2 separate regions of the Homo sapiens genome follow, and region 1 is linked to region 2. Evidence: chromatin contacts called from ENCODE POLR2A ChIA-PET data. All regions are on one chromosome and are shown on one strand. Each heading gives the region's core, a stretch centred on a gene start or an enhancer-like site at or near the end of the contact. The rest is flanking DNA. Distances are from core to core; before and after follow the strand shown.

What was found. ChIA-PET counts read pairs that join two places held with the same protein, here RNA polymerase II (POLR2A).
Region 1: POLR2A ChIA-PET joins it to region 2 with 18 read pairs in activated naive CD4-positive, alpha-beta T cell. The contact joins two enhancer-like sites. POLR2A ChIA-PET finds 5 or more read pairs at or near these places in 5 of 52 experiments (BJ, GM10248, OCI-LY7 and 2 more).

The regions. Positions count from the first base shown.
Region 1 is chr2:24,880,000-24,884,714 of GRCh38, reverse strand. All of the region lies in intron 2 of ADCY3 (adenylate cyclase 3), which reads left to right. Among named protein-coding and RNA genes, the nearest start is that of ADCY3, 38 kb to the left of the region's middle. Within about 2 kb of position 3,399, at least 2 of the 41 ENCODE cell types and tissues checked have a DNase peak (open chromatin) inside an H3K27ac peak, as active enhancers do.
Region 2 is chr2:24,766,288-24,771,163 of GRCh38, reverse strand. It overlaps NCOA1 (nuclear receptor coactivator 1), which reads right to left. Exons shown (of 23, transcript NM_003743.5): 23 at 462-2,943. The coding sequence ends at 2,773. Among named protein-coding and RNA genes, the nearest start is that of PTRHD1, 25 kb to the left of the region's middle. Within about 2 kb of position 2,366, at least 3 of the 41 ENCODE cell types and tissues checked have a DNase peak (open chromatin) inside an H3K27ac peak, as active enhancers do.

The sequences.
Region 1 (4,715 bases), core at 2,150-4,649, 110 kb before region 2:
ACTTGAGGTCAGGAGTTCAAGACCAGCCAGGCCAACGTGGCAAAACCCTGTCTCTACTAAAAATACAAAAATTAGCCGGGCGTGGTGGCGGGCACCTGTAAATCCCAGATACTCGGGAGGCTGAGGCAGAAGAATCGCTTGAACCTGGGAGGCGGAGGTTGCAGTGAGCTGAGATTGCACCACTGCACTTCAGCCTGGGTGACAGAGTGAGACTCCGTCTCAAAAAAAAAAAAAAAAAAAAAAGATTATTAGAAAATAAAGACAATAAATGCATAGAAGAAAAATAGGGGATAGGCATAGGAAGATGGCCTAAGGCAGCAGCATGAGAGTTTGGTTTAAAGACCCAGGAAGGCTGGAAGCTCTTTGCCTTGTTTTCATATCTACTACTCCACCTTGAACAGTGATTCTGTAGAAGAGAATCACCTGGAGGAGGGCACAGATGCAGATGCCGGGGATTCTGTGGGCTAGGACCCTGGAATCTCCCATTTTAACCAGCTCCCTTTGGGACGCTGGTGCACCTGGCCCAGAAACACTGAACTGGAAAAACAGCAACTCAGGAACAACGCCAGAAGGGTTGCATCAGAACCAGTGACTGGAAAAAAAAAATGCTGAATGTCCCTGGGAAGGCTGTGAGAGGCTGTAGGGAAGAGGGAATTGCTGAGAAACCCCTAGAAGGACTAAAGGGGAGAAAAAAGATGTATCAAATCCCCAGGAGAAAGCTGTGATTCAGGAGAGCAGATGATGTGGGTTTTTGTTGCAGACGGTGTGCAAAAAGTTTTACTCTCAAAATGTCATTTTCTGAATTGAAAGGTAGGAAGTTTTGGAATCCAAAGAGTTTGCTGTGTTCCATGGCCACAAACACAAGAGAATAAGGGCTTGGTGTTTCTGTGTCATCAGTGATCTGTTCCCTTCAAGTTTTTACATTTTAAGTTTGTGTGATGATCTATCTGGATTCCTAAATATCTTCTGTCTCCAGATTATACACTTGTCTTCCTCCGAGCTGGTACATTTGCTTTCAAGTTCATCTAAAGTTAGTTTCAGAAAGTCAGGTGATCTGTGTGATAAATGTACCCAGTGTTGCTTATAGGTAAGAAAGCATGAGCAAAAGCATGGAGCCCTTTCATTCCTGCCTCACTTAGTATTGGCCGTCAGTTAGAAATTGGTTTCAATTTTCTTTATCGTCCAGAATCTATATGCTTAAATATATGTGAAAGCTCTGTGTTTTCAGAACATGTGAAAACTCCAACTGAGTGTGGCCAGCCCAAGCTTTCCTTCCTCATGGGGGCCTTTGCTGACTTCTCCCCTCTCCCTCAGAATCGAGCTGCACATCCTCTGTTCACTGCTAGCTTCTTTTTTTTATTTTTTTTGAGACAGAGTCTCTCTGTGTCGCCCAGGCTGGAGGGCAGTGGTGAGATCTCAGCTCACTGCAACCTCCGACTCCCGGGTTCAAGCGATTCTTCTGCCTCAGCTTCCCAAGTAGCTGGGACTACAGGTGCCCGCCACCATGCCCAGCTAATTTTTATATTTTTAGTAGAGACGGGGTTTCACTATATTGGCCAGGCTAGTCTTGAACTCCTGACCTCGTGATCTGCCCGCCTCTGCCTCCCAAAGTGTTGGGATTACAGGCTTGAGCCACCGCGCCTGGCCCTTTTTTTGAGACAGGGTCTCACTCCATCATCCAGGCTGGAGTGCAGTGGTGTGATCTCGGCTCACTGCAACCTCTGCCTCCCGGGCTCAAGCAGTTCTTGTGCCTCAGCCTCCCAAATAACTTGGGACTACAGGCATGTGCCACCATATACCCAGCTAATTTTTGTATTTTTAGTAGAGACGGGGTTTCACCAAGTTGCCCAGGCTGGTCTCGAACTCCTGACCTCAGGCGATCCACCCGCCTCGGCCTCCCAAAGTGCTGGAATTACAGGCATGAGCCACGGTGCCCGGCCACTGCTAGCTTCTTTACTGCCAGTAGAGTCAGCTCCTTGAGGTAATTTTATAATCTCCAGGGCCCAGTATGGGGTCCGCCACTCACCAGAGTATTCAATAGAGTTGAACTGACCACTTTGTAAAAAGACATGAGACCAAACATGATTCGGCTTTAAAACGGACTTCTTTAAATAGAATTGGAATTATTTGGCCTAGAGAAAGAGACCAAGGTGACTAAATAATGAGGTCACATCAATAAGAGAAGACAGGAAATGCTGTGAGCAGATGTTTGTGTGTCTAGTGAAGCAGCAAGAGCAGTGGGAGCTTTTGAGGAGTTTTGTGGTTCTCAGTCATCTGGAGTAACAGATCCTTAGGAGAATCTGACAAGAGCAATGGACTTGCTTCCCAGAGACGGGCCAAGTGTGATTTCTGCCCTACTTTAAGGGCTCACCAACTCCTCCAAAGCCTAGTCCAAGTGAGTAATCCCTGGGTTAGGATAAGATGCTACATTTGAGCTGTCCATTCTTGCATGGAAATGGGGAGGTTGACCAGATGGCCTTCTCTGGTTTTGACCATCTACACCCCTGAAACGTGGGCCTTCTGGGTGGGTGCATTGATCAGGCTGTTGTGTCTTTATGTTCAGTAAGTATCAGGAGCATTCTCCTCTTAGCCCACAAACTCTACAATTGACATAAAAATAAATCTACTTGTTCACACCATTGCTTCAGAGTTCATTATTCTCTGGTAGAAAAGGTCAAGAAAAAGTTCATTGTGAACACTCAGGAATCAAAAAGGAAGAAGGCGTTGTTCCAGGCCAGGGTTTCTTGACGTTGGCTCCGTTGACATTTGGGGCTGGATGGTTCTTTGTGGTGGGGGCTGCCCTGTGCAGTGTAGGATGTTCAGCAGCATCCCTGGCCTCCGCCCACTAGAGGCCAGTAGCACCCGCTCTCCTAGTCGTGACTGTCAAAACGTCTCCAGACACACTGTGGAATGGCCTCGGTGGTGGGCTGATCACCTGTGGTTGAGAACCACTTCTCTGTTTATCTTCATTTTGGCTCTCTTATCAAGGGGGAACACTTCAGTGGAGAATGAACTGTTCTTTCAGCTTCTTTTTACCACTGTAGCTGTTCACACAGCTCACGTTTGCTATGTTCCAATAGCTGTGCAAGGCCCTGGGGCTACAAATGTAAGTGACACCCATGATCTCAGGTACTTACTGCATCCTCTTGGGAGATACACACAGACGCATCAGGAGCTGCACTGAGGGAAGGCTGTGCCTCATGCTGTAGGGGGGTCTCCTTTGCACTGCTAGTGTCTTCTCCACCCAGAATGCCCATCCTTCTGGCCTCTCCCGTGGCTGGATCTTGCTTGGCATTCACTTCTCAGTTGAAATGACACTGCTTCCGAGAGACCTGTCCTAACGTCGGTGCCAGCTGTTTTCACCTAATGCTGCATAACAGCCCAGAACTCGGTGGCTCATGCCAGGCATTCCTCACTTGCACATCTGTGGGTTGGCTGGGGTGGGGCTGATCTGGGCTGGGATGGCTTTGGCTCTAAGCTGCAGCTTGGGATCAGTTCTGCTGTATCAGTTTATTGTTCTGTTGTACCAGTGAGGTTCTTAGTGTGTGGTGTTCTGGTGACGGGAGAAGCACAAAACAAAAAGCCAGCCCTCATGGGCATTTCAGAATGTGCTGCTTTTATAGATGCTGAAGTCTTTTTGGCCAAAGCAAATCACGTGGTCAAAGCCAGCAGGAAGGAAGGAGACTTTTTTTTTTTTTTTGAGGTGGAGTCTCACTCTATTGCCCAGGCTGGAGTGCAGTGGTGCTATCTTGGCTCACTGCAACCTCCGCCTCCCGGGTTCAAGCGATTCTCCTGCCTCAGCCTCCCGAATAGCTGGGATTACAGGTGCCTGCCACAACACCCAGCTAATTTTTGTACTTTTAGTAGAGATGAGTTTCGCCACATTGGCCAGGCTGGTCTCGAACTCCTGACCTCAGGTGATCCACCCGCCTTGGCCTCCCAAAGTGCTGAGATTACAGGCGTGAGCCACCATGCCCAGCTGGAAGGAGACTTTATACTCTGCAAGGATGTGGCTGTGTGATGCTTTTGCGGGGGAGTGAAGAACTAGGGCCAGCTGTCTTCCTCAGACCTCATCTAAAGCAGCTACCTAGTCACTTTCTACCACTTTTATTCTCTTTTGAGCTCTGATATGCTTACATTTGAAATATTATTTCTGCTAAGAGCTTGACAAGGGTAAGGTCACAGACTCGTCATAACATGTGGACCTCCACAGGCAGCAGAGGCAGGCTGTTTTGGTTGGAGCCTTGGATCCCTGAAATAGCACATCTTATAGGGAGGACTGGAGAGAGGCCCATTGTGATTGGAGGGAGGGGAGCCTGTTGAGGAGCAACCAGAGTCAAGACAGTAGAGCCTGGGGCCAAGGCCGCCATGTTCCGTGTCTGGGGAAGCCATCACGACAGATCTGTGTAGTGGCACCCCTGGCAGTGCGCAACCTGAGAAGCTGCTCTAGCTGCCTGGCAGATCATGAGGGACCTGGCCTAACATGTCAGATGGGCTGGATGCCTATTCTGGAAGTCCTCTTTGTTTTGGAAGAGGGTAGACTTTGAACATCTCTTACCAAAGGCATGCACAAGTTATAAGCAGAAAGCTTCTGGAGGCCCCTTTGTTTTGAGGCACATGGTGGAAACTTGGCAGATACCCAGCTCGGAAGGGCATGGCAGCAGCACCCCAGGCTTGAGCCTCGTGTTGTATTGATTAAGGTTGCATTTATTGGA
Region 2 (4,876 bases), core at 1,117-3,616:
GCACTCCTGATGGAAATCAGCCAGAAGCCCCTCTCAGGTTTATTTTCTCTAAAATAAATCTGTCTTTAACTGTTGAGCCGCATTTCATGTTTGTTTCCTCTGTAACTCTTACACCCTAGCCCTACTTAGCCAAGTTGGTGGATTTAGGATTTAAAAACAAACAACAGGGCCTAATTCCTATAAAATGCATTGTCACATTGAAGGAGGCTTCTCAAGTAAGACTCAATACCTATTATTGATAAATGTTGATATATTTTAAAAAAAATAGAGAGAGACATGGCATCTATGGCCATGAAGTACTGCCTGGACCAGATCTTCTGAGTCAAGAAACAGCAGGCCTAGAAGTCTTTAATCATCAGATAATGTCACAGTTAGAACCCCTCAAGGCCTGCTATCATGACTTCAGTTTGACCTTCTCAAATTTCAATGGTCTGGCTCAAATCAGGATGACTTTGAGGATCTTTGGCTTCAGGGATGCTTTATTATCCTTTTATAATACTCGTTAATTTGGGCTTTGGCAATTTCTGCAGATGTACATTTCATTTCTTCCCTGTAAATGAAGAGGCAACCCATGAGGTTGTTAAACAAATTCTATTCAGTAGCTGGAAAAGTGAATTTCCTGTGGAATGACAGGAATTACATAGAAGCAAGCAATTTTATTTTCCTCAAATGTAGCAATAATTTTAATCTGTACATACATAAAACAAACAGTGCAATTATAAAACCTTGAAGGTGACATGCATATTTTAAGGTGCAGTTGGGATGGGGGAGGATGTTAGCATCTCCAATTTTCCTTACTTTTTTTTTCTAGTTCCTTATGCAAAAGCACTGAGTCAGGAAACTTCATCTGGAATGCTGAAGTTAAAGGTGAACTTCCTGAAGTCTGCGCGTCTAAATATCACAAACAAAATGGAAATGACCTTCTAGAGCAGTTTGGTAGGGACTAGAGTAATATGGCTGGCTTTCAAGCTGGAAATGAATGAAATCAGGGATGCATTTTCTGAAAAACTAAAGGAGATAATGTTTGTAACTGAGTGTCCTATTTCTGTTTCATAGTTGCTAACCACATGAGCCCTTCCACCAATCTTTTTATTCGGCATAGTTTCTGAATAGATGCTGTTCAATGGAGTTATTTGTAACTAGGGGTGGTGAGATGCAGAAGGAAGGACCTGGGGAAATGGCTTCTTCCTTGAAGTCTGAGTCCATGCTCCTCTTCCACTGTTCTTATGGCCTTTTCTCTGCCATGGAGGCAGAGGTAGCTGGTGCAGAATGTCAGGTGCTGTCATCATTCACAGGCCCAGGGATGCAGACAAAGGTGAGTGATGGGGGTCTACCTTTGCTTCTTCCACAATACCTTTCTCAAGCTTTCCTGGCCTTGCAGCGGAACTTCTAGAACTAGAAAGTCAGTTCACTGGGTTCTTGACTCAGAGGCCAGGATGAGATGGGATGTGGCAGAGTCACAAGACACAAAGGGAAAATATGGTACCAATTAGCCTCAGAGCAGGATAGAGAAATTTATATTTGCACTGATGAAAATTCAAATTCCCAAAGTCAATCTAAAAAATGAAGATTTCCTTTGAGTATTAATTTTTTCTCTGTACAAGTAGCCTGTGCACTTCTGTTCAGATGATCCCAGGGACACTCTAGGGCAGTATGCTCTAGATCAGCTGGAACAGCTCTTTCTGGCAGTGACATTTTGATTTGAACCCCAAAGTAAATCCATACATGACATCACAGTTATTAAAATAATGAAATATTACTAACCAAATGTAACTGCAATTCAATCAATGTTATATTTCACACACAAATTTAGAAAAATCAAGAGTATAATAAAAGCATAAAATTAAACAGAAGGAAATCAATTTCTACAAGAAATCAAATATATTTACAATGAGATTTAAAGGGAAAAATAAGCTACTTGGATCATAAATTTAATTTTATTTTAAATAACTTTAGCTACCTCAGCTGTTAATACAATAAAAGCAGAAAAAACAGGCTGCCTTTTATTTTTCCAGATTTAATCAGAAAATTGTATCTACAATAATTGACACAACTCACTTCTTGTCCTTCACCCATCTCATCAAAAATTATTGCATTTTCCCCCAAACTGTATTTTTTGGATTCCTCTGTGAATATACTCATTTCGTCCTCTTTCCTGGAGGCATCTTGGTTTAAATCCATCTTTAAAAAAAGGAGAAGGGGTACATATGTGGAGGCAAAATATTCTCTTGAAGCCAACAGATACAGAGTTGCTAGAGAAGCTGATTGTACACACAAGCTGCCTGGGATTGGGATGGGGAGGGCTGCTGATTTCGAGACACATGACAGCCTTTGGTGGACGGGCACAGGCAAAGCCCCACGGGCCCTTCTTCCTGGGCAGGGTTGGGACTAAGCGGCGGAGGCGGAGCTTCATCTTCTTCTTGGAACTTGTCGTTTTGGTTCTCCTCCAAAAGCCTTCATCCAGATAAGAAGCCAATGACTGATTACAAAAATAAGAATAATTAAATTTGGCTCAAGAAATAGATTGTCCAACTGTTCTGCCTTGGTATTTTTTCAATATCCAAGGCCTTTACAAAGAAAGAAACAAAAACATCTTTCAATCTCCCGACAAAAGCAAACTCCTTTTTTTTTTTTTTTTTTTTTTTTTGCTCCAAATGCTACGACCTGAAGAATGGCTGCAGATTGAGATATCAAAAATCTCAGAAAAATATATAATATATTTGTATATCTCTGTATGTCTATTATTTAAATTTCACATTCCTTTAAAAGTGGTTATTCAGTCAGTAGCTGCTGAAGGAGGCTCTTCTGCTGGGCCTGGGGGGTCTGTGGTCCTGACGTGGGCTTTTGAGTTCCCAGTGGACCAGGCTGGTTCAGGTAAGGGTCCCCGCCTACCAGATTCACTGTACACTGGACGTCAGCAAACACCTGAACCTGTTGCACCTGCTGGAACACAAATAAAAGATGTGTTTAGACAGAAGGGTCTGCCCCCCCGGCTTATGAGTGGGTACTACTTGAAGTGGAAACTCACTAGAGCATTCCTCTAGTCTGTAGTCACCACAGAGAAGAACTCTTCTGTCTTCTTGTCCTACAAAAAGAAAATCGCTGCACTCATTTTGCTCAGGGTTCTGGAAAGTTCACACTTTAAAAATAAAATCAAAATTGGAATGGTCACGCCTCCTATAGGGTTGCCATCAATACTGAAAGTGAGTATCATTGCTAATGTTGCCAAGATTGGGAGAAGCCCAGTTTCAGAGTCTGGGTATCCAGTGGTAGGTTTTAAAAAATACATGATATTTAGAAAACTGGTTTAAAACCATTCTATGGATGATTTCAGTAGGATAAAAAATCTTTATGATGTCACTGAAAAATTAAAGGGCTTTCAACCAGTATTAGCAAAACAAAACCACAACTCAATAAGAGGACATCAGCATCTAAGGTTAATGTCCAAAAGATTTTTTAGTATTTAAATATATTATTACACAGCTCTTTCACATATTGGCTTTAGAATTACAGCAAATTATCATTAGAACAATTTCATATTTGACTTTTTTCCCCTGATAGACAATCCATTTAAACACATGAGCTAAAATTAACAGTACGTCTATTAGCCTTGAGAACAGTGTGAATTTTCCCTTCACTACTATGAGTAATAATACACTTATTCCTTAAAAATGTCTAAAGTTGCACAGTTCTAGCATATTCTATTGGGAAAACAAAGCCAGAAGTTAGTCTTTACCAACCAGCCTTATTAAAAAGTTGTTCGTAGAACTGATTAGGGCCAATACCACACTTGTGAATGTTCCAGACCAGGAATGGAGATGCCTTCTAAGGCATCTAAGTGCATCTAAGTGTCTCAAACTTTTTGACAAACTTGTGTCTCCTGTTTGATAGGTCATAAAGTATTTTAGATTAGTGGTGTATTTTTTTTGGTCATTTATCACTAATTCATGTCAATTACACTCAGCTTTTTAAAAAACTTTTCTATCCTAATCGAGTAAAAGTTGTTTTCCATCAACCTTCATTAGCCAAATGTCAAATGTGGTATGCATCAAATTTGGACACCAGTCTGTCCCCTGGTCTCCTATCCTCTTAATCCGTTTATATCTCCACTTTCCTTCCTCTCAGATGAGGCAGACAGCCCCCAAGCTGAGCTTTCCTAGTGCCTAAGGAATCAAATCTCTAGTTAGATTTGCACTGCTTTTCTCTCCTTCTCTTCCCCTTTCCCTAGTTTCCCAAATGTGGCTTCTAGCTCCTATATGCTCCCATTTGTTACTGCCTCCTCTGGGCTCTTTCTCTTGTGTCTATAACACACCAACGCGCCCAGTCTGCTCTCCAGCTGCCTCTGTGCCCTTGCCCCGCCTTTGTGGTCTGTAACGTCTCATTCTGACTCTTTCCTTCTAGAGCTTCACCAGGCCTTCCTCTCTTCCTAGGTCAACGATCCTCCTGCCAGCCCTCTTCCCGCTCCTCTCTTCTCTTCTTGTTCTCTCCTGTCTTACCTCCTCCTGCCATCCCTCTTCCCACTCCTCTGTTCTCTTCCTGTTCTCTCCTGTCTTACCTCCTCCCCATCCCATCCCAGTTCCCTACTACTCCCCTAGTCCTCTTCTCCTCATCTTTTTCTTCTCCCTTTCTGTATATCTGTCTTTATATTTCTGTCTAACTCACTCCCCAGCTGCCGTCTGGTAAATACAAAAACACTGGAGCAAGATTCATGATTGGCCACAACAGAAAGAAAATTCTACCACTGAAACTTCACATGACCACAAAATATAGTTCTTTTTTAGGCAGTGATTTAAAAAAAGGTCAACATATAAAATTTGATGTTTATGTTTCTACATATGAAATATTGGGGCAGAGCATAAGATGTTTTTGTCCCTAA